Linked DNA regions of Homo sapiens: regions 1, 2 and 4 are each linked to region 3. A link is an interaction called in ENCODE POLR2A ChIA-PET data of the cell type or tissue named here. Cell type or tissue: Caco-2. All regions are shown on one strand. Each heading gives the region's core, and the rest is flanking DNA. Links, peaks and the distances in the headings are about the cores only.

The links. Peaks named below come from ENCODE experiments on the same cell type or tissue, not always from the same donor. Only the 100,000 strongest peaks of a DNase experiment are listed, where the experiment ranks them.
Region 1: POLR2A ChIA-PET joins it to region 3 with 6 read pairs; 4 of 35 experiments call an interaction of 5 or more read pairs at or near these places.
Region 2: POLR2A ChIA-PET joins it to region 3 with 7 read pairs; 2 of 35 experiments call an interaction of 5 or more read pairs at or near these places.
Region 4: POLR2A ChIA-PET joins it to region 3 with 8 read pairs; 4 of 35 experiments call an interaction of 5 or more read pairs at or near these places.

The regions. Positions count from the first base shown.
Region 1 is chr5:17,310,774-17,318,450 of GRCh38, reverse strand. No RefSeq gene overlaps it. Among named protein-coding and RNA genes, the nearest start is that of LINC02111, 73 kb to the left of the region's middle. RefSeq lists an enhancer at 6,390-7,031. In Caco-2, for the core only: no CTCF peak of the experiment used is centred there; DNase peaks (open chromatin) are centred at 4,840 and 5,902.
Region 2 is chr5:17,329,606-17,337,282 of GRCh38, reverse strand. No RefSeq gene overlaps it. Among named protein-coding and RNA genes, the nearest start is that of LINC02111, 54 kb to the left of the region's middle. In Caco-2, for the core only: no CTCF peak of the experiment used is centred there; a DNase peak (open chromatin) is centred at 6,682.
Region 3 is chr5:17,397,986-17,405,662 of GRCh38, reverse strand. LINC02217 (long intergenic non-protein coding RNA 2217) reads right to left here and starts at 1,644. Exons shown (of 2, transcript NR_134275.1): 1 at 1,575-1,644. RefSeq lists enhancers at 3,586-4,231, 4,232-4,877. In Caco-2, for the core only: no CTCF peak of the experiment used is centred there; DNase peaks (open chromatin) are centred at 3,002, 3,642 and 4,524; H3K4me3 peaks cover 433 bases.
Region 4 is chr5:17,302,468-17,310,144 of GRCh38, reverse strand. It overlaps the pseudogene LOC646012. Among named protein-coding and RNA genes, the nearest start is that of LINC02111, 81 kb to the left of the region's middle. RefSeq lists an enhancer at 7,024-7,590. In Caco-2, for the core only: no CTCF peak of the experiment used is centred there; DNase peaks (open chromatin) are centred at 3,874 and 4,944; H3K4me3 peaks cover 285 bases.

The DNA.
Region 1 (7,677 bases), core at 2,175-7,174, 88 kb after region 3:
TCCTGACCTTGTGATCCGCCCGCCTCGGCCTCCCAAAGTGCTGGGATTACAGGCATGAGCCACCGCACCCAGCCTTCTTCTGGTTCTTAATTAGGGCACTATTCAGTCTCCCTAGTTTGGATGGATGGAATGGGATGGATGAAGAGAGAGAGAGATATATCAGATGGACAAGGGATGGATGGACGGATGGATACATTGATGGGTGGATAAAGCAAAAGTAAGAAAATGTTAAGAATCTGTTAAATCTAGTCGGGTGCATATACAGGTATTCATTGGACTATTCTTTCAACGTTCTGTATCTTTAAATTTTTTCATTAAAAACTTGCAAGAATAAAAGGTCATTGGTATAAACACAACAAAGGCCTTTTTCACAGTATTGCCATCTTTTCTCCTCCCAAACTACTCACGCCTTCCCATCATCTCTTCACCTGACACTGCCTTCTTCTTCTCGTCCCAGGCAACAAGGAAGTAAAACAGTTTCCTGCCTCTCACTGTGCACATTCAGAAAGTTGCTCTCTGTAGAGAGAAAATTTTGTCTAAAACAAAATTTTTACTAATAATCAACCGTGATTTTTGTTGAACTGTAGACCTCCACTTGTATTTGTTGCCATTTGAAATTTCCATAGTGCTGTTTCTTCTACACCCTTTATTGCTGAATCCGGAACTCAAGCCAGTCCTTCCCTCCTTATAAGACACACGTTCGTGCACACACACAAACACACACATTCAGTTCCCCCTCCTCCACCCCCACTCGGCTACACTGAGTCAAAGCCCAGCTGGCCCTATTAGAACGGAAAAGGAAAGCAATGAAACAGACCACACAAATATTCTAAGACTGGCTCCTTGGAAGGAAATTGAGAATTCATTGACATCTCCCCAGGGAAAAATAAGTGAAATTGTGTCATTGTCAGACACTCACATAACTAAATTAATGTGAAATTAAAATCAAAATGAAATATTCCTCTTCATGTTAAAAGTAGTTCACTTAAGTAGTCCATGTACAATTGGCCGCTCCTGCAGCACATTATTAAGTGATTTAAAAGATTAATTTTAACACAGATCACAGTTTCAGTGGTGGTTATGCTAGCATTAAGCAAATAAGCATACTGTCCCAGAAAGAAGCTGATGGTTGCAGGGCAGAAGCATCTTGTCTTGCCACAGGCAGTACAATTGCGTTCATACTTCTTGCTTCAGTTTGCAGTGTGTGTATGAGCCTTTAATTCATGAAACATTAGGAGAGGATCTTTTTCAGGAAGTGAGAACCCGAAGTTGACAGACACATAACCTCATCTAGAATGACAACTAACGAGTTCCTAAACCACAAATATTCATTTCAACAATTTGCAATAATCTACCGTGTGCATGCCAAAGCATTCTAGACAGAACAAACAGTAACAGGCCGGCCTTTGCCCCACAGCATGTTCCTCTAAAAACAGATCCATAATCAAATGCTAAGAAAATACATGCCCTCAACCCTGAAGCAAAAATGTGAATGCAAGCTACACGGGGTAATGTTCCCTCTGGACAGACACCAGTAAATCCAGTTTGCATATGAAAATCGAGGCTTCTTTGCTTCCCTGCACACGATGCTAAAGTGAAGGTCAACAATCTCTTTGACCCTGAGTTCCAAGAAGATGGGAGACTATCAGTGACAACGAATGACACAGACTGAGTCCTGGCCTCAGATGGGAATGAGTGTGGGGGGGTGGGCATGGAGACAGAGGAGGAGGATGAAGGAACAAAGGATTTCAAGCGGGGTCAGCAAACTCTTTCTGTAAAGGGGCAGATAATAAGTATTTTAGGCCTTTGGGCCATATGGTCTCTGTTGCAATGACCCCAGTTTGCTGTTGTAGTGCAAAGCTATAAGTGAATAGGTGGAACTATGTTCCAATCAAACTGTATTTATGGACAAACACTAAAACTTAAATTTTATATAATTTTCATCTCTCATGAAATACTATTCCCCCTTTTTTAACGTTTAAAAATATAAAAATCATTTCTTGCTCACCAGCTGTACCATATCAGTCAAGAAGCTGACTTTGCCCATAAGCCGTAGATTGCAGACCCCTGATTTAGAGCATTGATTCTCAGACTTGAGCATGCATCAGTCATGTACATTGATGAGAGCAAACACAAATCCTTGGGCTCTGCCCCAGCGTTCCTGATCCCACAGGTCTGGGATGAGCCTAACCATATGCATTTCTTACAAGTTCCCAGGTGATACTCATGCTACCAAGAACACAAATGGAGAACTATGGTTTAGAGACAAAGTAACAAGACGGAGAAGGGAGGAAAGAAGTGCCCATGGCCAGGCGTGGTGACTCATGCCTGTAATTTCAGCACTTTGGGAGGCCAAGGTGGGTGGATCGCTTGAGGCCAGGAGTTCAAGACGAGCCTGGCCAACATGGTGAAATGCCGGCTCTACTGAAAATACAAAAATTAGTCGGGTATGGTGGCGCATACCTGTAGTCCAGCGACTCAGGAGGCTGAGGCAGGAAAATCACTTAAACTCAGGAGGTGGAGGTTGCAGTGAGCCAAGATTGTGCCACTGCACTCCAGCCTGGACGACAGAGAGAGAGAAAAAAAAAAAAAGGGCCCACGTTGGCCAGGATGAGTCAGCAATAATCATTTGTTTGGGCCACGTAGAGCTGTTTCATGATCCCCAAGAGAGACTTCATTAAAAACAGCTTGCCTTGTATAAACATAAATAAATAACTCTTCCTTCATAGTTGATTCTCTTTGACACAGAAATATGAAAACCCCTATTTATAGTGTCTTTTGCACAGACACACATGAGCATTTAGCTAAATGGATCTTTAGATGGGGCACCCATCATCAATCTCAGAGTAGTAAAATTCTAGGTGAAGTAAATTAATTTTTCCTCCATCTGGGTAAGACTTATTTAGGTAAATAATGAGTAAAATAATTCTTTAGTTGAAGATACTTCATCTACTAAAAGAGCTAGTGCTGGTAGGTACAGACTACTTAAGTAACCAGGTTTTCCACATAAACAGATTTAAAATTCACCTGGGAATTGGTTTTACTCAGAGGTAATCTGACACCCTTCCTAAGGAACCACCCTAATTCTGGCTGTTTTACCCCAATCTGTGTATTGCTCTCATATGGCAATTGAGTGTTGCTTGTCACCACTTATCTCCTTAATTCAACCACAACAGCTGTTTAGTAGGAAGTCTCTTGTCTTTTCATTTACAAGCTTCTCAAATGAGCATGATTAGAACAAACATGACCTCAATTAAGGATGTTATGTTTGGGGGTTTTCGTTTCGGGTTTTCTTTTTTTTTTTCTTCCAGTTTCTTATATTCTAAGTGGTCTTGATTTGTGTTTGGTGTCATCCAGGTGACACTCTCTACTATTCTAGTATCTTTCAATGTTGTTTGCGACAGTTTCGTTTCAGAAGTCACATCGATGATAGAACACAGAATACTAATCCTGTCTAACAAGTGTAATTTGATCTCCAATTCAATTGCTAGTAGCAGGCAACCTCTCTGACCATCTCCCAATAGATGTGCTGGAGTCTTCTGGATTAATCCAATTCATCAGTTGATTGTTGGGGAATATTCAACCTAGCAGGCAGGCATCCTTAATGCTTTATTACTTGATAAGATATAAAAATACTTTCCAGTTAAATATTTTATCTTACGCTATCTCAGACTTATTATTAATTCAAGATCCCTTTCACAATTTAGCAGTTATATCTTTTTTTTTTTGGAGGCAGGATCTCTGTGTTAGTCCCTTTTTGCCCTGCTGATAAAGACATACCTGAGAGTCGGCCACGGTGGCTCACGCCTGTAATCCCAGCACTTTGGGAGGCCAAGGCAGGCAGATCACAAGGTCAAGAGATCGAAACCATCCTGGCCAATGTGGTGAAACCCCCTTTCTACTAAAAATACAAAAATTAGCTGGGTGTGGTGGCAGGCACCTATAGTCCCAGCTACTCGGGAGGCTGAGGCAGGAGAATTGCTTGAACCCAGGAGGTGGAGGTTGCAGTGAGCCAAGATGGCACCACTGCACTCCAGCCTGGCGACAGAGCCAGACTCTGTCTCAAAAAAAAAAAAAAAAGACATACCCAAGACTGGGCAATTTACAAAAGAAGGAAAGAAGGAGGTCTGTTGTTTTGTTTTCTTTGTTTTTGAGATGGAGTTTTGCTGTTGTTGCCCAAGTTGGAGTGCAATGGTATGATCTCGGCTCACTGTAACCACCTCCCAGGTTCAAGCAATTCTCCTGTATCAGCCTCCCAAGTAACTGGGATTACAGGCGTGTGCCACCATGCCCGGCTAATTTTTTGTATTTTTAGTACAAACAGGGTTTCACCATGTTAGAGCCTGGTCTTGAACTCCTGACCTCAGGTGATCCACCTGCCTAGGCCTCCCAAAGTGCTGGGATTACAGGCCTGAGCCACCGTGACCAGCTGAAACTCTGATTTTTAAAACCATCAGATCATGTGAGACCCATTCACTATCACAAGAGCAGCATGGGAAAGACCCACCCCCATGATTCAATCATCTCCCACCAGGTCCCTCCCATGACACAGGGGAGCTACAAGATGAGATTTGGTTGGGGACACAGAGCCAAACCATATCAGTCTCTGTTGCTCTGTTGCCCAGGCTGGAGTACCCTGGCGATCTCAGCTCACTGCAACCTCCTCCTCCCAGGTTCAAGAGATTCTCGTGCCTCAGCCTCCCAAGTAGCGGAAATATAGGCGCGTGCCACCACTCCCAGCTAATTTTTGTATTTTTAGTAGAGACCAGGTTTCGCCATGTTGGCCAGGCTGGTCAAATTCCTGACCTCAGGTGATCCGCCCACCTCGGCCTTCCAGAGTGCTGAGATTACAGGCACAAACCACCCGGCCCAGCCTCAGCAGCTATATCTTGCATGTCCACCCAGCAACTGAATAAACATTCCATATATGCTAATATAGGGCCAGCTTAATAGATTACCACCAATCAGCCATCTGTGTCATATGCCATCATTCTTCCTGACATCTCTGAATTACAAACTCAACCAAGAGTTCCAGTAATGAATCTAGAAGGTTACTTTTTCACATTTTACACCCTGTAAATTTTATAGAAAAAAAAATGAGGCCTAGAGAATTTAATTTGCACAACAGAATAATAGTTACAAAGATTATAACCCAGTTCTCACTCTCATTCTGCTTATTTGATCCAAGTGAAGAATACTATCCAATATTCACCCACAGTTCCTCTAGGTAGGGATGGGAGGAAGTAGGGAGTAAATATTATTACCAAGGAGAGAGGGAAAAGAAGAATATAGATATATATGTATATAATCGTAAATCATATTTTTATATATAAAGAATACATATAATTTTAAATATTATTAAACAACACAAGAAAAAGTAAGTATGGAGAAAAATAATCATGCACATTTCAAAAGAATACAGAAAGTGGGAGGAAAATTACATTCTCTATGAGAATAAGGCAGAAATATTCCCCAAAAGGAGAAAAAACTAAAAGGGAGAAATTACTCATATATTGGTCACGTTTATATGGTAACTTTTACACTTTTTTAAAAAGTCAACCCCATTTTTGTTTTCACTGAAAAATAGTATGTGTCCTGCAGTATATACTCAATAAATGTTTGTTGAATTGAATTTAAATTATTTTACTTTGGCAAGGTTATTTCTTTTTCACAGTGCTCACAGGGAAAATCATTAAATAGATTTTTATTCTGCCTTTCATAAGAGTCTTCATAGTGCTGCTCCATTTGATTTTTTCTTTGCAAGATTATCGTGTTTTGCTTTACTCTATTGTAGCTCCCTTTTTGGCTTCTATACTAACACTGCAAATAAACAGACCTGCCAAATCCTACCATCGCATTCCAAAGACTTCAGCAAACACGTCAAGTGTCTTGAACGCCACCAGCTTCTTTAAGAAGCCAGTTGAACCTTGATCTTTGTTAGTAAGATGTTGCTGTTGTTTCATTTCAAACACCCCAGGCAAAGAGGAGCAGAGTTCTTGCTTGGACTTCAATTCTGTGTTTGTGTTCATGTAGAGTTTGCAAATGCCTTACTCATCTTTAGAAACAAATATTCTTTAGAACTCCAATTGGAGAAATCATTGCAATTAGACCTTTTGAGAGGTGACAGCGTGCTAGCAGTCCTCACAGCCCTTGCTCTCTCTTAGCGCCTCCTCTGCCTGGACTCCCACTTTGGTGGCACTCGAGGAGCCCTTCAGCCCACCGCTGCACTATGGGAGCCCCTTTCTGGGCTGGCCAAGGCCAGAACCGGCTCCCTCAGCTTGCAGGGAGGTGTGGAGGGAGAGGCGCGAGCGGGAACCGGGGCTGCGTGCAGCGCTTGTGGGCCAGCTGGAGTTCCGGGTGGGCGTGGGCTTGGCGGGCCCCGCACTCGGAGCAGCCGGCCGGCCCTGCCGGCCCCAGGCAGTGAGGGACTTGGCACCCGGGCCAGTGGCTGCGGAGGGTGTACTGGGTCCCCCAGCAGTGCCGGCCCACAGGCACTGTGCTCGATTTCTCGCCGGGCCTTAGCTGCCTTCCCGCGGGGCAGGCCTCAGGACTGCAGCCCGCCATGCCTGAGCCTTCCCCCGCCTCCGTGGGCTCCTGTGCAGCCCGAGCCTCCCCGACGAGCGCCACCCCCTGCTCCACGGCGCCCAGTCCCATCGACCACCCAAGGGCTGAGGAGTGTGAGCGCATGGCGCGGGACTGGCAGGCAGCTCCACCTGCAGCCCCGGTGCAGGATCCACTGGGTGAAGCCAGCTGGGCTCCTGAGTTTGGCGGGGCTTTGGAGAACCTTTATGTCTAGCTCAGGGATTGTAAATACACCAATCGACACTCTGTATCTAGCTGCTCTGGTGGGGCCTTGGAGAACCTGTGTGTCCATACTCTGTATCTAACTAATCTGATGGGGACGTGGAGAACCTTTGTATCTAGCTCAGGGATTGTAAAGGCACCAATCAGCGCCCTATCAAAACAGGCCATTGGGCTCTACCAATCAGCAGGATGTGGGTGGGGCCAGATAAGAGAATAAAAGCAGGCTGCCTGAGCCAGCAGTGGCAACCCGCTCGGGTCCCCTTCCACGCTATGGTAACTTTGTTCTTTCACTCTTTGCAGTAAATCTTGTTACTGCTCACTCTTTGGGTCCACACTGCTTTTATGAGCTGTAACACTCACCACGAAGATCTACAGCTTTTCTCCTAAAGCCAGCGAGACCACGAGCGCACCAGGAGGAACGAACAACTCCAGAAGTGCTGCCTTAAGAGCTGTAACACTCACCGCGAGTGTCCGCGGCTTCATTCTTGAAGTCAGTGAGACCAAGAACCCACCAATTCTGGATACACTTTCACTGATGTGTAGGCTTAACGATGCACTTACGATCCTAGTAGCCTTTATAATTTTTTTTGAATACAGTATTTAGTTTCTTCAAAAGTTTGCATCAGGCTAGGCGAAGTGGCTCACGCCTATAATCCCAGCACTTTGGAAGGCCGAGGTGCGCGTATCATTTGCGGTCAGGAGTTCGAGACCAGCATGGGCAACATGGTGAAACTTCATCTCTACTAAAAATACAAAAATTAGCTGGGCATGGTGGCACATGCCTTTAATCCCAGCTATTCAGGAGGCTGAGGCAGGAGAGTCACTTGAACCCAGGAGATAGAGGTTGCAGTGAGCCGAGATCATGCCACTGCA
Region 2 (7,677 bases), core at 1,818-6,817, 69 kb after region 3:
TTTTGTGTTTTCCAGACTTGGATTGTCTGTTTTTTCTTTCATGACTTATTCAAGTACTACTGATTCTCTTTGACTCAGTTTACCCATCTTGCTATCCATGAAATTTTGACCAGCTTTTTAGTCTACATTAGTCATTCTATCTGCTGGAAACTTAAAGCACTGATATGGTTTGGCTCTGTGTCCCCACCCAAATCTCACCTTGAATTGTGACTCCCACATTCCCACGTGTCATGAGAGGAACCCAGTGGGAGGTGATTGAATTATGGGGGCAGGTCTTTCCTGTGCTGTTCTCATGATAGTGAATGAGTCTCATGAGATCTGATGGTTTTACAAACAGGAGTCTCCCTGCACAAGCTCTGTTTGCCTGCTGCCATCCATGTAAGAAGTGACTTGCTCTTTCTTGCCTTCTGCCATGATCATGAGGCTTCCCCAGCCACGTGGAACTGTAAGTCCATTAAACCTCTTTCTTTTGTAAATTGCCCAATCTCAGGTAAGTCTTTATCAGCAACATGAAAACCGACTAATACAAGCACTTACAGTGTAAACCACAGAATTGGGTACTTGGTTAGATATTGGATGATTGACTTTTCCTCCAAAATGTCTTGCCTTCTCTCAAGACTGTAAGGATGCAGTGGCTCATGCCTGTAATCCAAACACTTTTGGAGGCTGAAGCAGGCAGATCACTTGAGCCCAGGAGTTTGAGACCAGCCTGGGAAACATAGCAAGACCCTGTCTCTACTAAAAATAAATACAAATTACAGGTGGTACTCACCTGCAGTCCTAGCTACTCAGGAGACTGAAGCAAGAGGATCACTTGAACCCAGGAGGTTTTGGCTACAGTGAGCAGAGATCATGCCATTACATTCCAGCCTAGGCAACAGAGAGCAATACCCTGTCCCTTCCCACCATCCCCCCACCAAAAAAAAGGACTGTAACATACAGTTCTTTGACAGTGTCAAGGTCAATGGTTTCCAAATCCAAGCACCTGTTAAATCCTATTGTTAACTTGCAAGACAGGTTTTATCTATTTCTGTATCTCTAGCTCCCAGGAGTGGGCCTGGCTGAGAGGAAAGGCTTCTAAGCACACCACTTGACAACCATTGATTTGCCTGCTGTCATTAGAGATTAGTTTTCAAGTTCTGTAGCTGCCCTGTCTTACTGAGGGTAGTCACTAGTATCACCAAAGATTTTGCTATTATCCTTTCACTCTGACGGTTGTTCTTATCAGGTTTTTTGTTTTTTGTTTTTGCCTCAAAATCGTGTTTGATGTCTTTTAAAAATATCCTTTAAAAAAATACAGATTTCAAGTTGTTCCCGTGTCAGATTTATTGACTCAGAATTTGGGGGAGTACAGCCCATGAGAATGCCAAGTTAGGAAACTCCCCAGACAGTTGCTAAGCCTCTAAGCCTGCCCAGCTCCACAGAAGCATGTTGGGCACATCATTAAATGCTCAAGAAGCATTTTTTGATAAACTGAATTGATTCTTCTAATCTGTCTCATTTGTCTCGCTTGGAAGTGATGGTAGATACTACAGAAACAGGAAAACAGCATAGATCTAACCAACTGGAACTCTGTATAAAATTGATTCATTCATTGCATAGAATTAAAACATTTATACATCCAAGGTAGAGAAATGAGTAGATATGTGATAAAGCAAGTATAGTAAAATGTTAGTGGTACAATTTAGGTGGTAGGTATATGGGTGTTGACTTAAAATTCTTTCAAATTCATAGTATGTTTTGAATTTTTTACAACATAACATTGAAATAAAATGAAAACAAAATCCATATACATCCAGAACATTCAACCAACCTAAATCTGTTCTCCCTGGATTATTCTCTTCCTTCCTTTCCTTCTTCCCTTCTTTCGTTTTTCATTATCACTCTTGATTGTGGTCACTAAAAAATAATCTTAAAAGAAGAAGCACTTATCATCAAAAATATATTTCTTGGACCTGAGCTTATTTGGGTATTTTACAATTAAAACATTTTAATCTTGGAAAACATCAACTCTGACACTTGGGCTACAAATGCTGCTTTAGATGCTTTTATTGAAACAGTCAATCTACATGAGATAATTTGATACTAAAGAGTGAAAATTATTTTTAAGTATTTTGATGGCTTCAATGAAAAATGTGACCAAAGTAAAGAATATGTAAATTACTCTAGTTGTTCCATAATATTTCAGCATCATCACACCCCCAAAAAATGATAAACTGTGACAACAGTAGATGTGATTTAATAGATAATTACATTTAATATAATATAAGTACTTATCTATCAATCCAAGGCTGAATATTTTCTTCTGCCAGGTCAATGAGTATGTCTCATGGGCTTAAAATGGACAGTGCAAAGAATGAGCAGTCTATAAAAGCAGGTTTTACACTGCATGATACCAGGTAAATGCTGCATGATAGCTGTTTGGCTTGAAGTGCTGTTTTAAAAGCTGGGAGAGAAGGTATAAAGGGGTTCCCTGTGAAGAGTTTGGCATATGCCCATGGCCTTCTACTATTTTGATTACATTCATGTTTGATATGGTTTGGCTGTGTCCCCACCCAAATCTCATCTTGAATTATAGCTCCCATAATTCCCACATGTTGTGGGAGGGACCTGGTGGGAGATAACTGAATCATTGGTGCAGTTTCCCCCATACTGTTCTTGTGATAGTGAGTAAGTCTCACGATATCAGATGGCTTTATAAGGGGCTTCCCCTTTCACTTCTCTCTCATTATCTCTTGCCTGCCACCATGTAAAATGTGCCTTTCACCTACCACCATGATTGTGAGGCCTCCCCAGTCATGTTGAACTGTGAGTCCATTAAACCTCTTTTCCTTTACAAATTACCCAATTTCAGGTATGTCTTTATCAGCACCATGGAAACGGACTAATACAATGTTAAAGAACATATTATGACTGTATCAGGCAGAGTTCTTCAGAGAAACAGAGCTAATAAGGTATGTATAGATATATAGAAAGAGATTGAGCATGAGGGATTGGCTCACATGATTATGGAGGCTGAGAAGGCCTGTGATCTGCCCTCTGCAAGCAGGATGCCCAGGAAAACTGGAGGTGTCATTCCAGGATAAACTCAAAGGCCTGAGAACCAGAGATGCCAACGGTTTAAATCCCAGTCCAAGTCTGAAGACCTGAGAATGTGGGGGTGGGCCAATGGTGGAAATCCTGGTCAAGTCTGAAAGTGCAGGAATCAAGAGCACCAATGCCCAAGGGCAGGAGAAGATGGATGTCCCAGCTCAAGAAGAGTGAATTCACCCTGCTGAAAAATTCTTAACAGGGAGGTGGTTAGACTGAGGTAGTTCTAGTGTCTACCTAAGCCCAACATAAACAGTAAAATGAAAATAGAGACTTTACCAATCGAAACTGCAGCTGCCCTCTAACCAAGGTCTTTCCATTCTAACCAATCAAGTATATTTTCTTTGTCTTACTCGTGTGTCCACCTACAAAAGCTCTCTGCCCACCCTGCTGTAGCAGAGCGTTCTATACCTCTTCTGGTTTTAAGTGATGTCTGATTCATGAATTATCCTTTACTCAAATAAACTCTGTTAAATTAATATTGTCTAAAATTTGGGTTTTCTTTTTTTCAAATCACCTTTTCTCCATCTTTGTGTTTCTATCTGGGCCCTCATGGGATCAGACCATACTCACCTACACTGGTGAGCACAGTCTTCCTTACTCAGTCAACCAACTCAAAGGCTAATCTCTTCCAAAAACACCCTCACAGACATACCCAGAAATAATGTTTTAGCAGCTACTTGGGCATCCTTTAACCTAGTCAAGTTGACACATAAAATGAACCAGTACAATGGCCATGCAATGCTAGAGAAGAATTAAATGTGTACCCCTGTCAACCTAAGGGAAGAAACTGGGGCACAAAATATAATTTTAAGGAGTTTGCTCAGCCAGGTGCAGTGGCTCATGCCTGTAATCCCAACATTTTGGGAGGCTGAGGCAGGTGGATCACTTGAGGCCAGGAGTTTGAGACCAGCCTAGCCAACATGGTGAAATCTCATCTCTACTAAAAATGCAAAAATTAGCCAGGTTGGTGGCTCACATCTATAATCCCAGCTACTCTGGAGGCTGATGCAGGAGAATTACTTGAGCTTAGGAAGCAGAGGTTGCAGTGAGCCGAGATGGTGCCATTGCACTCCAGCCTGAGCCACAGAGTGAGACTCCATCTCAAAAAAAAAAAAAAAAAAAAAAAAGAGTTTACTAGAGCCAAGATAAGAACAGCTGCCTGGAAGACTCAGACCCAAGTAACCTTAAATATGAGCCTTTGTTACAAGAAGGCTTTTATAGGCAAAAAAAAGGGGACAGGAAGTAGCTATTACAAACTTGCTTGACAGGGATTCTCATTGGTTTACAAAAATAACATTGATTAGTGATTGCCTGTACATTTTTCTTTGTATCACAAATTCCAGAAACATGAAGACAGTAGTGACAGTCACATGGTGCAACTTGCAGTGACATTTTAGATAATTTATCAGCTAGTTTGGAAACTACCAGGAGGAAAGAAAGAATAAAGTGCCTTTAAACAATTGTCCCTAAACGTGGGTGCAGGGATGGGGGGCAAATGACTGAAGTCTCATGCTCGCATCTTTCTGGGCCTGATAAATTTTGCATATCTGACATTCCTCAGAATGCTCTGAGCTATTTTTCTTTCTCACCCACGACTAAAATGTTACCGGTCATGTTTTTTCAACTTCACTTGTAAGATAGCTCTAACAAAAATGTCCATATGCCAACAAATTTCCCCCTAAAATAACTCTAACCACCCTTTTTCCTCACTAAACACTCGCCAGTGAAGTACTTTCCCACCAACAGTGATTTCCTGTTCCTCAAACACACCCTGCACTTTCTTGCCTCCACGCTTTTAGTCTCATCACGTTCCCTGTCTGACATTATAATCCTCGCTCTCCCTCCCCACTGTTTTTACCTCCACCTACACTTTTTTTTCTTTTCTTTTTTTTTTTGAGATGGAGCGTCACTCTTGTTGTCTAGGCTGGAGTGCAGTGGCGCAATCTCAGCTCACTACAACCTCCGCCTCCTGAGTTCAAGCGATTTTCCTGCTTCAGCCTCCCGAGTAGCTGGGATTACAGGTGTGCACCACCACACCTGGCTAATTTTGTACTTTTAGTAGAGACGGGGTTTCACCATATAGGTCAGGCTGGTCTCAAACTCCCAGCCTTAGGTGATCCACCCACCCCAGGCTCCCAAAGTGCTGGGATTACAGGCATGAGCCACCGCGCCCGGCCCACCTACACTTTTTGTGCCTATCCAAATTGCTCCTCCTCTGTAAAAACTTCCAGATCACATCATTCCAGAGTTACTTCTCCCCCTTCTGAATTTCTTTGATGTACACGCTCTGCAATATTTATTTGGAAACTGATAATTTATTTTCTCTTATATTTGCTAAATCATCACTTATTTATGATTTATCTTACCAATTGTTTTGAACCTTTCTATAGTAGAGAGACTTTGTCTATTTATTTGTGAACCCAGCAATGTCTTATAACTGGGAGGAAGACAATGTACACTTGTTGCTTGATTATTGTTAATTTATGAAAGAAGTGATGGAAGAAAAAGGAATAACAATAATTGTTAACATTTACTGAGTGCATTAGTCTGTTTTCACGCTGCTGATAAAGAAATACCAGGACTCGGAAGAAAAAGAGGTTTAACTGAACTCACAGTTCCACATGACTAGGGAAGCCTCAGAATCATGGCGGGAGGTAAAAGGTACTGCTTACATAGGGGTGGCAAGAGAAAATGAGAAAGATGCAAAAGAGGAAACCCCAGATAAAACCATCAGATCTCGTAAAACTTATTCACTACCACGAGAACAGTATGGGGGAAACTGCCCACATGATTCAAATTCTCTCTTACCACCTCCCTCCGACAACATGTGGGAATTATGACAGTACAATTCAAGATGAGATTTGGGTGGGGACACAGAGCCAAACCATATCACTAAGTGTTTACCTGTCAGATACTTACGGTTCAATCTACTATTTGCATATTATTTGTTTTGTTTTGTTTTGTTTTGAGACAGAGTCTCCCTCTGTAGCCCAGGCTGGAGTGCAGTGGCTGGATCTCGGCTCACAGTGCAACCTCTGCCTCCTAGGTCCTGGTTCAAGCAATTCTCCTGCCTCAGCCTCCCGAGTAGCTGGGATGACAGGCACATACCACCACACCCAGCTAATTTTTGTATTTTTAGTAGAGATGGGGTTTCACCATGTTGGCCAGGCTGGTCTTGAACTCCTGACCTTGTGATCCGCCCGCCTCAGCCTCCTTAGGTGCTGGGATTACATACATTGTATCACTTAATCTCCATATTCTATGAGAGCAGATATTCTTACTATCTTTATCCTGCAAATGAGGGATATAAGGCACAGATGGGTGGAATATGCCCACCATGGTCTGGTTCTGCAGCTAGTCAGTGGTGGAGCATTTGAAGTCAGCCAAACAATTGACCCCAGCACCATATGCCTAAGAGCTACAGGTTGGTACAGATAATTGTTTTGATGAGTTTTCGACCCCCACACAACAAACATCTCAGGCATGCTGTGGTTTGAGAAACCTACCAGTGTTCAAAAGGAAGCATGTTCTCTAAGAAAAATTTTCTTCTCTACCCCACTGATCCCTCCCCATTACCCCACCCACCCCCAGGGTTGAGTTCAGGTTTCTGATGAATCCTGACAGTTCTGCCCTACCTGAAAATCTGGTTTAACTGATTTGAACCACCTCAACCACCGTCTTATCAGCCTTGTTTCTAAACCTTGGGGCAAATACAAATAGCTGAGTCCTACCTGTTCCCATTTAAGTGTGTGGTAAAGAACAAAAAAAATCAATGTTAACAAAAGATAGGTAGAAAACTTCAGTGTTTAAGATAATAAAATATTAAAATATATAAAACATTTTGCAAAAGGCAAACTATTTTGACTCAATAAAATTAATTGTCAGGATAATCTCAACTTAAAATAAAAAAGCAAACATTTATTTGGTTGAAAAATACCTGTATATTTCCTGCAATACTTGATTATATCAGGAACTCCAAAGCCATCATTTTTCCTCATCTCACTTTGACCTATTCCCTAAAATGCACACAAGTAACTTAGAATATTCCAGAAAGCATAGTAGTAATCATTAACCATTTCCATCTTAAAGACAGAACTATTTTAGGCTCCAGAAAAAACATACAAAAAAAGTGAAGCAAAATGGTAGCCATAATAATTAGCCATAAAAATGGTAATGGTAATGGTAGCCAAAATGGTAGCCATAAAAATTAGCTGTATTAAATGAATTGATCTCTCTAACCCTTCTTTAGGGGATATCTAGGACATTCATAACTTATAAGAAAATTAATTATGAAATAATCCATCTAGGAGTTCCTCTATACTCACATAAAAAATTAACATTAATAGCGATAGTGTTCCCTCCCACAGCACCTGCCCCTGACTGTCCTAGTTAATTAAAGCTTACACAGTGGCTTTAGCCTTGGGCAATCCTTTGAATCATATACTGTGCCATCATCCTCTGTGCTCAGAGATGTTGTGCTGACAGTTTTATTTCCCTGATGAACTGAAGTGATTGGACCAAAGAATGCAAAACAAGCAGTCTTCATTCACCCTGATGTTTCCCCTCGCAGTCCGTCCTTGGGTG
Region 3 (7,677 bases), core at 1,272-6,271:
AAATGTTAAGTAGCTAATAAGCTTAATGTCTACTGGGAATGAGGAAAATTATATTCCTCTTATAAAAAGGAAAAGTTATTCACCTCTGCCAAGAGGCATAGAGATATATAATACTCACACATAATACTCACACAGAGATTTGCCTAAATTGACTACAGACCATTGTAAGAAAAAAAAAGACTCAAAAAGATAAAACCAGAAGATGGGTAAAGATAAATCTCTAGTTGTTTCAAAGACCTAAGAAATACATGAGACAAAAGCCCAATGACTTGGCAAGTAATTTCAGGGACTTTGAGTGCCATATTTCTTGGAGAACAAGAACTATACTTCTAAAATGTCAACAAATTATAACAGAAATAAAAGTAAACACAGGTTAGATTAAGCAATGGTTCATCATGATTAAGGATTAATGATCACACCTAGATATTGATTTATTTAAATGTTGTACACACATTGATCTTTGAAGATGATGTAATATAATGCTGTTATAAAGAGTTGCTCTTTTTTTATTGGTTCTTAAAAGAAAGATATAAATTTAAGTGTTCAAAAGTCTTACTAAAACTCCACACCAACTGTCCATGAAAAGCAACAGTTCCTAACTTGTTCCCTTTTATGCCTCCAGCATCTAGCACACAATAATATTCTTGGTAAAATAGTATTTTTTTCAATAGTATTTTTTGATAAAAATAAGCCATTTCATTTTGGTAAAAATAAAATCACAAATATGAAACTGCAGTTCACTTGAAGGCAAATTGATAGAAATAAACTTTCAGTGGTAAGATGAGAGATATTAACACGTAATGGAAAGCTGCAAATATCTCCATAGCCCAGGAAAAAATGCAAAAAGCTATTGAGTAGCCGGGATCTGTTACTCCATAGAAGAGCTGTATCTCTTTATGCAACATTTAGCAATATTTCTAAGCAACTACTTACCTGATTCTTTCAGAATCATTTAGGTGGAAACTTCAGACTCTTTTCCCTTAAACTTGTATGTAACTCCCTCTCAAGAGGAGAAAACCCACCCTCCTCCATGAACACAGGATTTAGAAGGAGAAGAGACTTCCTGTTACCTCCTCATTGCTTTTCCAAAGCACAGCTCCCCAGCCTTGAAATAAAAACACCTGTGTTGAGGCTTATGGTACCCAGCTTTACAGGTCTCTTCTACCAACTGCCTGACTCTCTCCCTGACATTTGTGGAAGATTTGAATATCTAGTAGCTGCCCGCTTTTCTTCTCTATCGCTGTTCCTGAAAACGCTGCAGATGATATCTGTGTCTTAAAAGGGATGATTGACCTGGCATTAAGTACTTACTACCCTTGAACTTCTCAACTGCAGACTTTACCTCCAAAGCCCACTGTGCCACCCCATTCCATGGCAACTGTAGGGTGTGGCCTTGGCTCTGAAATCTTCAGCTTTGCCTTATCACTGCAGGCTCGTAGTCTCCCCTCTCACTCCAAGCTTGAAATCCTTCACTGTTGCATTCTCAATTTAAAAATCTGGTCTGCACCCTCCTCTCAGCACACAGAGCTCTCTGCAATCTGTCCACTGTCCGTTTGTCTCCCCGCATTTCTTACCCCACACAAACAGACTTGCCCCTTTCAGACATCCTGAAAGACTGTGTTTCCAGTGCGGCTTTGAGCTTCCAAAGTGGTGCTTCTTTTGTCCTGCTTTTTCTCTTTTAGTTTACTCCTACTCAGTCCTTCAAACCTAGTCTGAAAGTATTCATTTCTGTTAAAAGCCTTTCCATGTTCCATCTGTGCAGTCTGCTTTATTCGCTCCTTCTTCCGGCTCCCAGAATATCCTTTATATAACTCCTGGGTACACTCGCTAAGGCCAGGAGGATGTCTTGCTCACATTAGTAACTGCAACACCTGGGACAATGTCAGGAAGATGGTAGCTAGGACAAGCCTTGAGGATGTTTTCCAGAAAATATTAACACCAGAGAAACTGGAAAAGAGGACATAATTCCAAGTTTAAATTTTTTCTACTGTACACTTTATACTGGTTTGCTAATACCGTTAGATATTTTTATTCACCCCTAGATAGTGGTTGCATTTTATCCCCTACTGAAGAAGAACACTGCATGGTTACTACACAACAGTATGGACAGTGTTTGAAAGTTGAATGGAAGATGATCAAATGAGGTTAAGCTTTCAAGTTGGGAAAAAGGGAGAAAGTGGGAAAAAGTAAGTATTCCTATAAATTTTTTAAGTCAACAAACATAATTATTTTTGTTTCTTAAGGGCTGTTCTGAAAAATGTGAGGAAACTCACCACTTGGTTAAATTTCAGTCATCAACTGAATTATTTAAAGCAAGAAATCTGAGTTTGATTCTGCTTTCATAAAAGAAGCAAACCAGCAAAAGAGGCCTTTTAGAATTACTATATTACAGTAGTTTAAAATAGAAATGCAGCTAGTGCATTTAACACTTAGTCTTCTTCTCCTTATCTTAGTTCTTTAAAATCATCACCAGTGCCCTGGTGGTTGAAAAATTGAGCTGTAACTCAATCTGTGCCATTAATGGCAGAATCCTGGGTCAGTCTATTAACCTATTTTGATCTCAGTTTCCTCATTTGTAAAATGAGAAGAGAGTGGATGAGTGATTTTTCAAATGTTTTGTTAATTGACAGAACTCCCTTCTTTTTCCCAAAGGAAATGTTACCAGGAATCCTGAGACAGGAAACCTGAAAGGCAGGATGGAGAAGATTCAGCTTCCCTCTCTCCCTCCAGGCACACCCCAGAATTCTGGGAAAGAGAATTGGAAAACTGGCTCAGAGGGTCCTATTTTGAGTCTTTCACAGCAATCCTGGCAGGTCCTGGAGTGGACCTGCAAGAAAGGATGAAACGAGGGCAGGTATGCTAAGCTGATAGCCCACGTTAGCTCAAAGGGAAAAGAACACATTTTTCCTAGTTGTAAGTCTGAAAGTGGAATGAGAGATTAGTCCTGAGATAACCTTGGAAGAATCTGTCCCCACCTCCAGGGTTACAATGTTGACTCTTTGAATGGTATTTCTGCCCTGCGTCTTAACTTTCCTGGAAACCCCTCTGCCTGCTCTGATCCCTGAGCCCAATTTAACCTCTTCCTCCTCATCTTCCTCTTAACCCACCATATGGCTCCCAACACCCACATTTTGGCCCACGATGCTTTCTCTCTGTGACCCACCCGAGCGGGCAGCCCTGATTCAGGAAACAGGGGTTATAGTTACTGGAAAACAGATGCCTCAATGGCAATAGGACAAACTTTGGAACAAAGGAGCTCACGGGTCCTTTACGACCTAAAATCTCTAAATCTCTTGCATTGTCTTGCTCAATTGAAATAAGCCGGGGCTTTGTGTTTCCTCTCACCCGCATTCAAAGAGCTGGTGCTGATGACACTTGATTTTCCTCACTCTTCGTTCCTAAGGCAAAGTGAGAAAATGCTTTCAAAACTAGCTCTAAATTTGGCTCATTTTCGCTCTTTGGAAAAATAGAGAGAGAGAGAAAGAGAAAGTCTCACTTTCCTACTCCTACAACTTATTTTAAAATTTGCAGAGGAATTCCCACAGAACTCCTGCAGTTTAAAAAAAAAAAAATCTATTAGCCTGTAAAATGTCCACAAATTCTTCGGCACCCAAAGCCTAGCCGGCAGCTGGTGCCCCACGGCTATTATTATCCCACCCTGGGATTCACTTGTAAAAGCCTCACACACAGTAAACAAATGTCAGAGAGCAAACACAAAGCTCTCTCTAAACTCAAGACATTCTAATTCTTATCTGTTCACTGTCGAAATGTTTACCTGTCCCTTCAATGTTCTGGGCATCTCAGCTGTCAACTAAAAGGAAGAAGCTGAGCCAAAATTAACATAAGTAGAGAGTTGATTCGGGCCAAGCTTGAGGATTGCCGCCCTGGAGAGTATTCAAGTGGATTTTTAAAGGAAAAAGAAGAAAGCAGTTCCTGAGTTGTTTACCAATAAATTATGTTAAAATAACATAAGGTGTTCTTTGTATTGCAAATTCCAGCAACAAGAAGATAATGTGTTAGGCAGTTAATCTGGAACAAAATGCCTTTAAAACATTACCCCCAGGCAGGGGTGCAGGGTGGGGAGGGAATGATTGGAGTTCCATACTTCTGTCTCTCTGGGCCTGATAAATTTCTCATACCTCATGTAGCTCAGAACGCTCTATTTTTCTTTCCTCACAGACATGTGCCTTAGAACCCTGTATTTTGAAAGTGAAAAGACAAATAATGCATTCCAGGGATCACTGAGGTGATCTCCACCCAGCCCCACTGCAGTGGCCTTGATCTTTTTCAACCGACCCTCCTCCTTCAAAACCATCTCCTGGGGCCCAGCAATCTCTCTTCTGAAGGGGCTAGAGATGCAATGGCTTGAAACTGCAAGATCCCGGACTTCCCGTCCTAATGACATTTTGTTGGTGTCCATTTAGTTAATACACAAACAGGTAGGGAGGCAGTTAGTTGTTCTGCTTGCTGGGATGATGAAATAACAGACTCTTACTCCCAACTTCCCCTTGCTAAAGTGCTAGCTCACCGCAGGACTCATTCGGCGCCCCGTGGGAATGGAGAAAGGGATTACCTGTCAATAATACATGAGCACAGAAAGCCCTAGAAATGTGTGCCTAAGGCCAACTTGAAATGGGGAGTGGGGGAGAAAGAAGTCACTTGACGACACAGAAGGGAGAGAATAGCCCACATTCTGCTACAAATTTTCATTCAGCAAACACTTCTCTCCTCCTGGTCCTTCCACCTGGGTAAATTTCACATTAGCAATCCTGAAACAGCAAATACAGCTCTTTCTAGAAAAAGGCAAGGGAGGGAAAAGAATAAAGTGAATCCGGAGGGCATTGATCGTGTGTGAGTGAGTGAGTGTATGTGTGAATATGAGAGTGTATGTTTGTGTGTATGAGTGTGAGTGTATATGTGAGTTGGCGTATGTCTCTGTCAGCGTGTGATTGTGTGTATGTGTATCTGTGTGTGTGTGTGTTCATCTTTATTTTTACTCCTTTTATTCTTCAACATTGTTGTCTCACAAACTGCCCCCAGCAATGATTTTTGTTCTGTGAAATCTAATTTTCAATCTTTTCATCTCAAGGGTGAGGCGCAGCATAACTTCCACATCAATTTCCCAATATTTCAAGGGATACGTGACTCTACGTAACACTTTTCCAGATCGCTGAATTTAACCGTTTAACTCAAACTCTCACTTTCAAATGAAACACGTCATATATTATAAACTTATTTTCCTTCCTTAGTAAAATACACAAACATGATTCAAAGTTTTCTTGATAGCTGAAGATCATAATTCTGAGCCACTATTTCTTTATATAATATTTCTTTATATAATATTTCTTTATATAATATTTATATATTATATAATATTTATATATTATATATTATATATTGTATATAATATTATATAATATAATATTTCTGTAATATAATCAGCCCTTCGTGGGCCATGACGTGTAGCATGGTGACTTTCTACACAGCAAAATAGTTCCGGTTTTCTTCTCCTCAGACCTGACACCCCCTCTTCCCTGTCACTGCCTGCTAGTCACTGATAGCCTAAGAAAATTACAGTCTCCATCTGCAGCCAATCAGCCACCACACTTGTACCTTTCCACTAGGCTAGGCTGCTTTTATTTTATTTTGACTTATTTTATTCTGTTTCTGCTCCCCTTCTCCAAGCTTCCTTCCCTTCACTTCTGGTCTTTCAGCTCTCAGGCTGGCTCTAGCTGAAGGCTGTCTTGTTTGGTTCTGCTCTGATAAGTGACAATTTCACCACCTTGAGGTATTTAGGTCCCAGTTCTCATTTTTTCAGTTTTTGTTTTGTTGGGGAGTTGTTTAATCCTAGTTCACTTCACTGCTGGAAATAGTTTCTTCGCCTCCTTCGATACCTTCCAATTTAAGGTTTGATGCCATTCTGGGAATGGGAGATGGCCCCAAAACTGCCTCCGATGATCCAGGCTCTGCAGTGATTTCCAAATAGCAGATAAGGAATTGACAGTTGTAGAAATTGGAGCTGGCAGCACTTCCTTAAAAATACATTAACTCCAAAAAGAGAGGAAATAGGCATTTTGAGGGACGAACTCAAATTTTTGCTCTAAAAATGAAAATCCTAATATATAGGATAGATAGGAATTGGATTCAGCAAACTATATGCTATACAAACCTGAAAGTTGCCTCTAATTTCCCAACTGGTAATCTCAATTCTATAATCATGGGCACAGAGTCCATTCCCCAGTGGTCTCAACTCACTTTGGGAGCAGACCGTGTTTACCTGCCACAGTTAGAGAACAATCTTCCCAGTCTTGCATTTCTTCCTTTAGAGAAGGAAGAGCTGAGGTGCAGCCACCTGTTGCACCTTCTGCAACCCTCAAGCTACCAAAATTGTACTTGACAACAGTTTGTTGAAAAATGGACAGAAGTGCCAAATATCCATTTGTCTATTCAAATGTACAAGCCACCTTCCTAGTGAAATGTTGGTTGCAATTGCATTTGAATTAAACTTTAGAGTAGGGGGGAAAGAGACGTGTACATTTCCACTTTTCAGTTCCTTTAAATGCTAAATAGACATCATGATATTCAGTCAGTCCTGCTTCCTGAGGTTATTACCAGGCATGCAAAAGAAATACACTGAACTCTTTTAAGGAAGTGCAGAATATGTGATATTGAAGTATGACAATATAATACCTTAATTAAGGAGTTAATTTTCTATTTCCTCTAATGAATATAATCAACCGCTACCTCTTTGTTCTCCAGTCCATCACTTAATTAATCAGTTCCTCCAAGCAAAGTGAACATATTCTGGTCCCTGAATAAAGTGGAGAAATATCTGCCATAGTCCGTCAGCCTCCAGGCACAGCTGTGTGGAGTTATCCACATCCACAGCCTCCCCTTGCTGGGGCACCGGTAGTCCATGGTTAATGCAGCCCTGGATGACTAGGGGAGGGGCTTAAGCTTGATTCAGACGGGAAATGCACAGATGGTTTTCCCACTTATCTGTCAAAGAAAAACCACATTTCATTCTCCCCAGAAGGTAATGCTGCTTTGTAAGAAAAAAAGTGTGGCTCATTTCGTTGAGACTAAATCTGCAGGCAAAAAACTGAATGAGTCAACCATTAGCATGTGGTCAGGAATTTGACTACCAAAGCCAGCATTGGTTTGTCATCACAATTGGGTCAGTAGATAGAAAGCTGTCAGGCATTGAAGGAAATTTTGGAAGGTAAATACATTATATACAGTTCTAAAATATTAATACTACAAATTTCAATAAGATCAGCACCTGAAAAAAAATCTTGAATAAGCATTGAGTAGAAGAGTCCAGTTGTGAAGGGCTTATAGTAAATGACAAGTGCAGATTCTTCTAGAGCCTGTGACCAAGATAAAGCCCTACCACCAACCATGTTTGGGGTCACAAAAGCTGGGTTGCTCAGTTCAACTTCCATTATCTGATAATCCTAGTGATGCTGTAACAATGTACCACAAACTGGGTGGCCTAAACAACAGAAATGTGTTGTCTTACAGTCCTGGAGAATAGAGGTCCAAGATCAAGGTACTGGCAGGGTTGGTTCCTTCTGAGGGCTGTGAGACAGAACCTGCTCAATGTCTCTTGCCAAACATCTGATGCTGGGTTCAAACGATTCTCCTGCCTTACAGAAGTATCATCCTAATCTCTCC
Region 4 (7,677 bases), core at 766-5,765, 95 kb after region 3:
CCTCCTGGCCAGGCACAGTGGCTCACGCCTGTAATCCCAACACTTTAGGAGGCCGAGGTGGGTGGATCACCTGAGGTCAGGAGTTCGAGACCAGCCTGGCCAAACTGGTGAAACCCCGTCTCTACTAAAAATACAAAAATTAGCTGGGTGTGGTGGTGGGCACCTGTAATCCCAGCTACTCGGGAAGCTGAGGCAGGGGAATCACTTGAACCCGGGAGGTGGAGCTTGCAGTGAGCCAAGATTGTGCCATTGCACTCCAGCCTGGGCAACAAAACAAGACTCCATCTCAAAAAAAAAAAAAATTCCTTTTCTTTAGAAAATTCTACGCCTTTATGGTATCTGTGATGGTTAATGGTTAATTTTATGAGTCAATTTGGCTTGTCCATGGGATGCCCAGATAGCTGATTGAACATTATTTCTGGCACATCTGTGAGGATGTTTCCTGAAGAGATTATCATTTACATTGGTGGGCTGAGTAAAGCAGATAATCCTCCCCATTGTGCTGAGCATCATTCAGTCCACTGATGACCTCAATAGAATCAAAGGGTGGAGGAAGATTGGATTCCCTCTCTTCCTTCCTGGTTGAGCTAGGGCACGGATCTGCTTGCAGTGCTCCTGGTCCTGAGGCCTTTGAACTACACCTCTGGATTTCCTCGGTCTCCAGCTTGCAGACAGTAGACCTTAGGTCTTCTCAGCCCCTATAGTCACATGAGCCAATACCTTATAATAAATCTCTTTATATTTATATGTTCTGTTTCATTGGAGAACCCTGGCTAATATAGTACCCATGATGCCTGATGTTGAAGAAAACTAAGACTCAATACTGATGTTCATCCATACATTTATTCACCAAATATGTACTGCACACCTGCCCTGTGTAGGGCATTGTTTAAGGCATAGCAGTGAATAAAAATAATAAAATTTCTAGGCCAGGTGCAGTGGCTCATGTCTGTAATCCCAGCATTTTGGAGGCCAAAGTGGGAGGATCACTTGAGCCCAGGAGTTTCAGACCAGCCTGGGCAACATGGCAAAACTCTGTCTCTACAAAACAAACAAATAAAAATTAGCCTGTAGTGCCAACTACTAAGGAGGCTGATGTAGGAGGATCACTTGAGCCCAGAAAGCTGAGGCTACAGTGAGCCAAGATTGCACCACTACACTCTAGCCTGGGGGACAGAGTGAGACCCTGTCAAGAAAAGAAAGAGAGAAAGAAAGAAAAAAGGAAAGAAAGAAAAGAAAAGAAAGAAAGAAAGAGAAAGAAAGAGAGAAAGAAAGAAAGAAAGAGAGACAGAGGGGGAGGGAGGGAGAGGGAGAGAGAGAGAGAGAGAGAGACTTTTATTCTAGGTTTATTCTTTCTTCTTGTTTTGTTTTCTGTTTGTTTGTTTGTTTGTTTGAGATGGAATCTCACTCTGTCATCCGGGCTGGAGTGCAGCGGCAAGATCTCGGCTCACTGTGACCTCCGCCTCCTGGGTTCAAGCGATTCTCCTGCCTCAGCCTTTCGAGTACCTGGGATTACAGGCGCCCGCCACTATGCCCAGCTAATTTTTTTGTATTTTTAGTAGAGACTAAAAGTTTCACTATGTTGGCCAAGCTGTTCTCTAACTCCTGACCTCATGACTCACTGGCCTCGGCCTCCTAAAGTGCTGGGATTACAAGTGTGAGCCACCACACCCAGCCTGTTATTATTATTGAGGTAAAATTCATATAACATACAATTAATTTTAAAGTGTGCAATTCAGTGGCATTTGGTACATTTGCAGTGTTGTTCAACTACCCCCTCTCTCTAGTTCTAAAATATTTTCATTGCCCCAAAAGAAAACCAGGTACCCACTGGTAATAAAGAAAAGCATGCAATATGAGACCTTTCGTGTTGCATTTTTTTCACTCAGAATGATGTTTTCCAAGTTCACCCATGTTGTAGCATGTATCAGTACTTCTTTTCTTTACTGCTAAATAATATTCAGTTGCATAGATATACCAAAGTTTGCTTATTAATTCATCCATTGATGAACATTAGGCTGTTTTCACCTTTTGGCTATTGTGAATAATGCTTCTATGAAAAGTCATGTACAGGTATTTATCTGAGTACTTGTTTTCAAGTTTATTCTTTTTACTCCCCCTCCTTAATCCATTTCTGGATCTGTTTATAAGTCATATTTGAAATTTTAAAAGATGTTTTAGATGACCCCACAGTGGTGAAGAATCAAATATATTTAAGCCCCTAAATGAGTGCCTGGCACATAAGCAGTATGGTGATTCCTCAAAGAGCTAAAAGCAGAACTGTCATTCGACCCAGGAATCCCATTACTGGGCATATACCCAGAGGAATATAAATAATTCTGCTATAAAGACACATGCACGCGAATGTTCATTGCAGCACTATTCACAATAGCAAAGACATGGAATCAACCTAAATGCCCATCAGTGATAGACTGGATAAAGAAAATGTGGTACATATACACCATGGAATACTATGCAGCCATTAAAAGGAATGAGATCATGTCTTTTGTGGAAACATGGATGGAGCTGGAGGCCATTATCCTTAGCAAACTAATGGAGGAACAGGAAACCAAATACCACATGTTCTCACTTATAAGTGGGAGCTAAATGATAAGAACTCATGAACACAAAGAAGGAAACGACAGATATTGGGGTCTACTTGAGTGTGAAGGGTGGGAGGAGCGAGAGGAGCAGAAAAGGTAACTATTGGGTACTGGGCTTAATACCTGGGTGATGAAATAATCTGTACAACAAATCCTGTGACACTTGTTTACCTGTGGAACATCACTTGTACCCCCAAACCTAAAATAAAAGTTAAAAAAAAAAGCCCCTCAATAGACGATAGTTGTTATTACCAACAATAATAATTAACACAGCGCTAAATAGCATACAGCTGAATGCACACTTCATAGAGAATTGTTGCAATCTGGAGGCAGGTGTCAGTGCGGACTGGTCCCTTGAATGAAGATTCTTACAGCCTTCGCCCTACAACCAACTGTTCACCTCACACACTTCCTGGAGGTTGAAGAAATAGGCTGGAAGTTTTTCTCAGCATTTCTCTCTCTTTTTTTTTTTTATTTTTTTATTTTTATTTATTTATTTATTTTAACAGCTGAGTCCTCTGAGCACTTATTACCATGGATCACCAGCAGCAACGGGGCGGGAAGGGAGGTACCAGACTCATCTGCCCCTCAGGTAGATCTTGGGGGTCTGCCAGCCTCCAGGGGTTTCCTTCAGACCCGCCTTCACCCAGATACTCCTCGGGTCTCTCTTGAGCTTGATCGGCTTCCGTTTCAGGCGCCCGCCGCAGGAACAGCGGCCTCACAGCTTCCGGTGCTTGTGGTGGTTCATCTTCTGCCGGCGGGTCTTCAGCACGTTTTTGCTCTGCATCTGAGTTGTATCCCAGGCCTTCTCATCCTCCTGCTTGGCCCCTTCCCCCATCTGGCTAGGGAGACACTCATAGAATTGGGCTGGAGCCGCAGTCCCTGGGGTCTGGGCATCCAGTCTGGGCAGGAGGCAGCAGGCTGTAAGCCAGCTCTCCAGGGGGCTGATGGACATCTTCCTGGGGACCAGCATCTCCTCGAGCTCCAGCTGGGCCCCCTTGCTGGGGAGTGAGGCAGCCCTACCTGGGCCAGTTGGCTGTGTGCTGTAATGGGGCCTGCAGGCATGCTTGCTCAGCACTCCAGAAACAGGCCAGGGCAGACTGCAGCCTGCCCAGGAAACAGCCCTGAACAGCTGAGAAGTCAGGCGCACCAGGAGTATGGCCTGTGGGTGGGGAGCATTCCACTGCCAGGCTCAGGGACTTACGGTCGGAGCGTTTGTCGCATTTATCTGCCATGTTAGAAAATAATCACTAGCCCCCGCCTCCCGGGTTTGCCAGTGGACTTGCTCTAAGTTTTGCCCTGAAGTTACACAAACGTTGTAAAAAGCAAATGGAAACAGATTGTTGTCTTTCTGATTGTGTAACTTGGCATTAAAGGAATCTCTAATTTATTTGTTTAACACGCAACTGCTGACATCATTGCCTGAAGCACACTATCAAGCTGGTCTGATCCCAGCTTGTTCGCCACCCAAAGTCAACACCATTTAAATGAATTGTGACAATAAAAATTCCATTTCTATCTAGAGCCAAATAGCTGCTCAAATAATCACTTGGCGATCATACGAAGTATGTGAATATGGGGGATGCACTGAGCTGGAGTTTAGGAGATCTTGAGATATTCCTAATCTTGCTGTGACTTCTTTTGTGACTTCAAAGAGCACAAACCCCAGGCATCATTCTACTTCCTCATTATATGGAGGTTATTTTTCCTGAACCTATGTACTTCAACAAAAGTTGCAAGATTTAGCTTGTATTTATTTATGTTATCCTTGTCAATTCAGTCAAAATGGTTATGAGTTGTATAAGTCGCTACTTAGTCACAACTAAGGTTGATGTTGTTAGCTTTCTAACATTAATTATGCCTTTTTTAAAAATTCCACGAAAGGGTTTTTCATTTATTACAATATTAATTATGTTGGTGAGAGAGAATTGTGACAACCGAATTAACTCTGCTACTTCTTGTTCCTACCAAATGCCAATCTGATACTCTCACTGAAGTGGCAGTTTTAAGAAAGACATGTTGTCTTCCTTAAACAAACAAAACATTCCTCTTTATAATAAACAAGATCCTTATTCATGTATGTATAATTAGGGCTCTCCACCTGTCAAAAACTTTCAAGCTCTGTTTTTACTCAGTGTATAGCTCTACCTTCTCAATGTATCCTTTTCCAGACAGATGAAACCTTTTAGAAAATTTTCCCGAATGGTAAAAGATAAACACAGAGATCTTTGTTATCTCAAAGCTGAGTGACCCAACTGAGTTATCGTCACGGCTTAGGTCAAACTTTAAGCAAAACAAATACCATTATAAGCAACATTTCTTTACAAGAAAAATATTTCCCAACCTTGCAGCCTTGTTGATCCTGACGCAGGACACTCTACCATACAGACAAGCATGCAGTCTTTCACACGAGTCTGTGATGCTACAATTTCCACCTTGCCATTAGAAGGTGTTTAAGGGCAAGGATTTGTATCTCTGGTGCCTGGTAATTCATATTCTGATGCTGAATGAATATGGAAATGATTATTTGCACAATTCATGTTAGCTGCTAAGCAGCAAGGTTTGATATATTCTCCTTTCTAGAACTTGAAAACTCTAGGAACAAGTAGTTACCAGTATTGCCCAGACTACCGAGAGTATTTTAATGCTTTATTGTGAATATTGAGTGGATTTGTTCTGGGGAAAAAACAACAACAAATTATCTGTCTGTCTGTCTTTCTTCTCCACTGAACAATAAATTGTTTCTGGAAAGAAACTACAATAGTACCCCCTTACCCATATTTTTACTTTCTGCTGTTACTCACAGTCAACAACAATCCAAAAATATTACATGGAAAATTCCAGACATAAATAATAATTCCACTGAGAATGGTGTGTGTGAAACAAACTTCCACACAGTGGAACAAAATTACACTCAGAACAGTGTGCATGAAATTCCAGTTATGTTTCTGTCTTTATGCTGGAATTTTCATGCACACCGTTCTGTGTAGTGTAAAATCTCACGCCGTTCCACTCTGTCCCACCAGGGACATGACTCATCCCCTTGTCCTATGTTTTCAAGCTGTCTATGCTACCCACCAGTTCCTCACTTAGCCAGCTCGGTTATCAGATTGCAAAAACATAGTATACATAGAGTTTGGTAATATCCCTAGTTTCAGGCACCCACTGGGGGTCTTGGAACATATCCTCTGCTGATTAAGGGGAACTACAGTGCATCTTATCCATTTATATAACTGTACTGGCTAGCAAAGCACCTAGTTCCATAATAATTTCTAAAACTGCTCTGTCATTGTTAAGTCAAATCTATAAGGGGTTAATCATGAAATAAATAAAGCAGGATGAGGGCTGTCCTGTGAAAAGTAATTACCAGGCTGGGAGTGCTGGCTCACGCCTGTAATCCCAGCACTTTGGGAGGCCAAGGGAGGCAGAACACTTGAGGTCAGGAGTTTGAAACCAGCCTGGCCAACATGGTAAAACCCCATCTTTACTAAAAATATAAAAATTAGCCGGGTGCGGTGGTGCGCACCTGTAGTCCCAGCTACTCTGGAGGCTGAGGCAGGAGAATTGCTTGAACCTGGGAGGCAAAGGTTGCAGTGAGCCAAGATTGCACTGCACTCCAGCCTGGGTGACCAAGCAATACTCTGTCTCAAAAAAGAAAAAAGAAACGTAATGATCTCCCGACTGACAGTTTTGCACAAAGAGGGCTTCATTCCTTTCGAATCCTTAGTTGAAGTCACTCTCTCCCACCAGTGTAAGTGAAATGGAGAGGACCAGGGAGATTTGGGCCACCCCAATTTAGAAACACTGAAAGTTTTTCCCAAGTCCTGTCCCCATGACATGCAAACTCAGAGTCATTATGTCCTATATTAGTTTTTCAGTGGTATGAAAATTGCTCATTAGAGTTCCAACGATTGCCCTTGAAATAAAAATAATCACATTTCTTTCAAGTGCAAGAGGATCTGCTAGAATTTCTGGAGCAAAGAATGTTGCCTGCTGAAATGTTTTCAGACACCAACTCACCCCTTCAACCATTCTCAGGCGAGCATATTAGACCCATCTCAAGGCAGTCTAGTCCCTCTGGGCCTACTGAAAACGGATAAGAGCTACAGTGATAGCACGTGGGCCCATCCCACACCAGAGACACCAAAAAGGGAGCAGAGCTCCTTCGGAGTATGCTACTGAGTAGGTTCTGGAAGACGAAAAATTGAATTTTCCTAAAGTTTTGGAAGAGTAGAAAGAACACTGGGTGAGAAAGAAAGGAGGAAGGAAGGAAGCGAAAGAGGAGAGGAGGGAGCGAGGGGGGGTGTTTGGAGATCTAACGGTTATAAAACCCTCATAAGTAAAGCAAAGCAAGGGATTTTATTTCCATTTTACTTATGAGGAAATTGAGCTTCAGACAAGTTGTTTAGTCCAAATCTCACAAATTAGTAGAGCTGAGACTTGAACCCAGGTCTTCTGATTCCTGGTCCCATGGCCTTTCTGTTACGAGTAGTACAGCATCTTTCTTTCTTCATTTTACTAATTTGTGTCAACTGAAAGTTTCTGAGAAAGATTTATTGGCACATGGGTGAAATAGCCTGTGTGCAGGCACATTTGATGTAACAGTGTCTGTGATCAAAAGTTTGGGCATTTCTCAATAAGGAAATTGCTAAATAAATCATAATACGTAGTCTCTAAAAATATGAGACAGTTTGACATGCCCTCATACGGCACGATCTCCAGGCTATACTGTTAAGGGTAAAATAAGTGTGATGCATAACAGCCTGCACAGTATCCACCCAAGATTCCCAGGGGAGAACAGGAGGATTGCCTCCCGTAAGCTGAACTGGAATTGGCAGCAGCTCTTCTGCTCCACCCTCCCCCCAGCCAAGCTACAAGGCTGTGAAAATCACTCAGTATTGCTTTTGGAGCAGCTCTCTGCAAGTCTGGACTCTGTCTCAGAATGAGAGGCCCTCCACACAGAAGTTCTACATGCAGCAGTTTACTCCAGGTAGGTACCATAGGGTAATGATAAGAAAACAAGACTTCTCAGCCCCACTACAGACAAAAAATTCAGGGTTTTGAGATGCAGCAG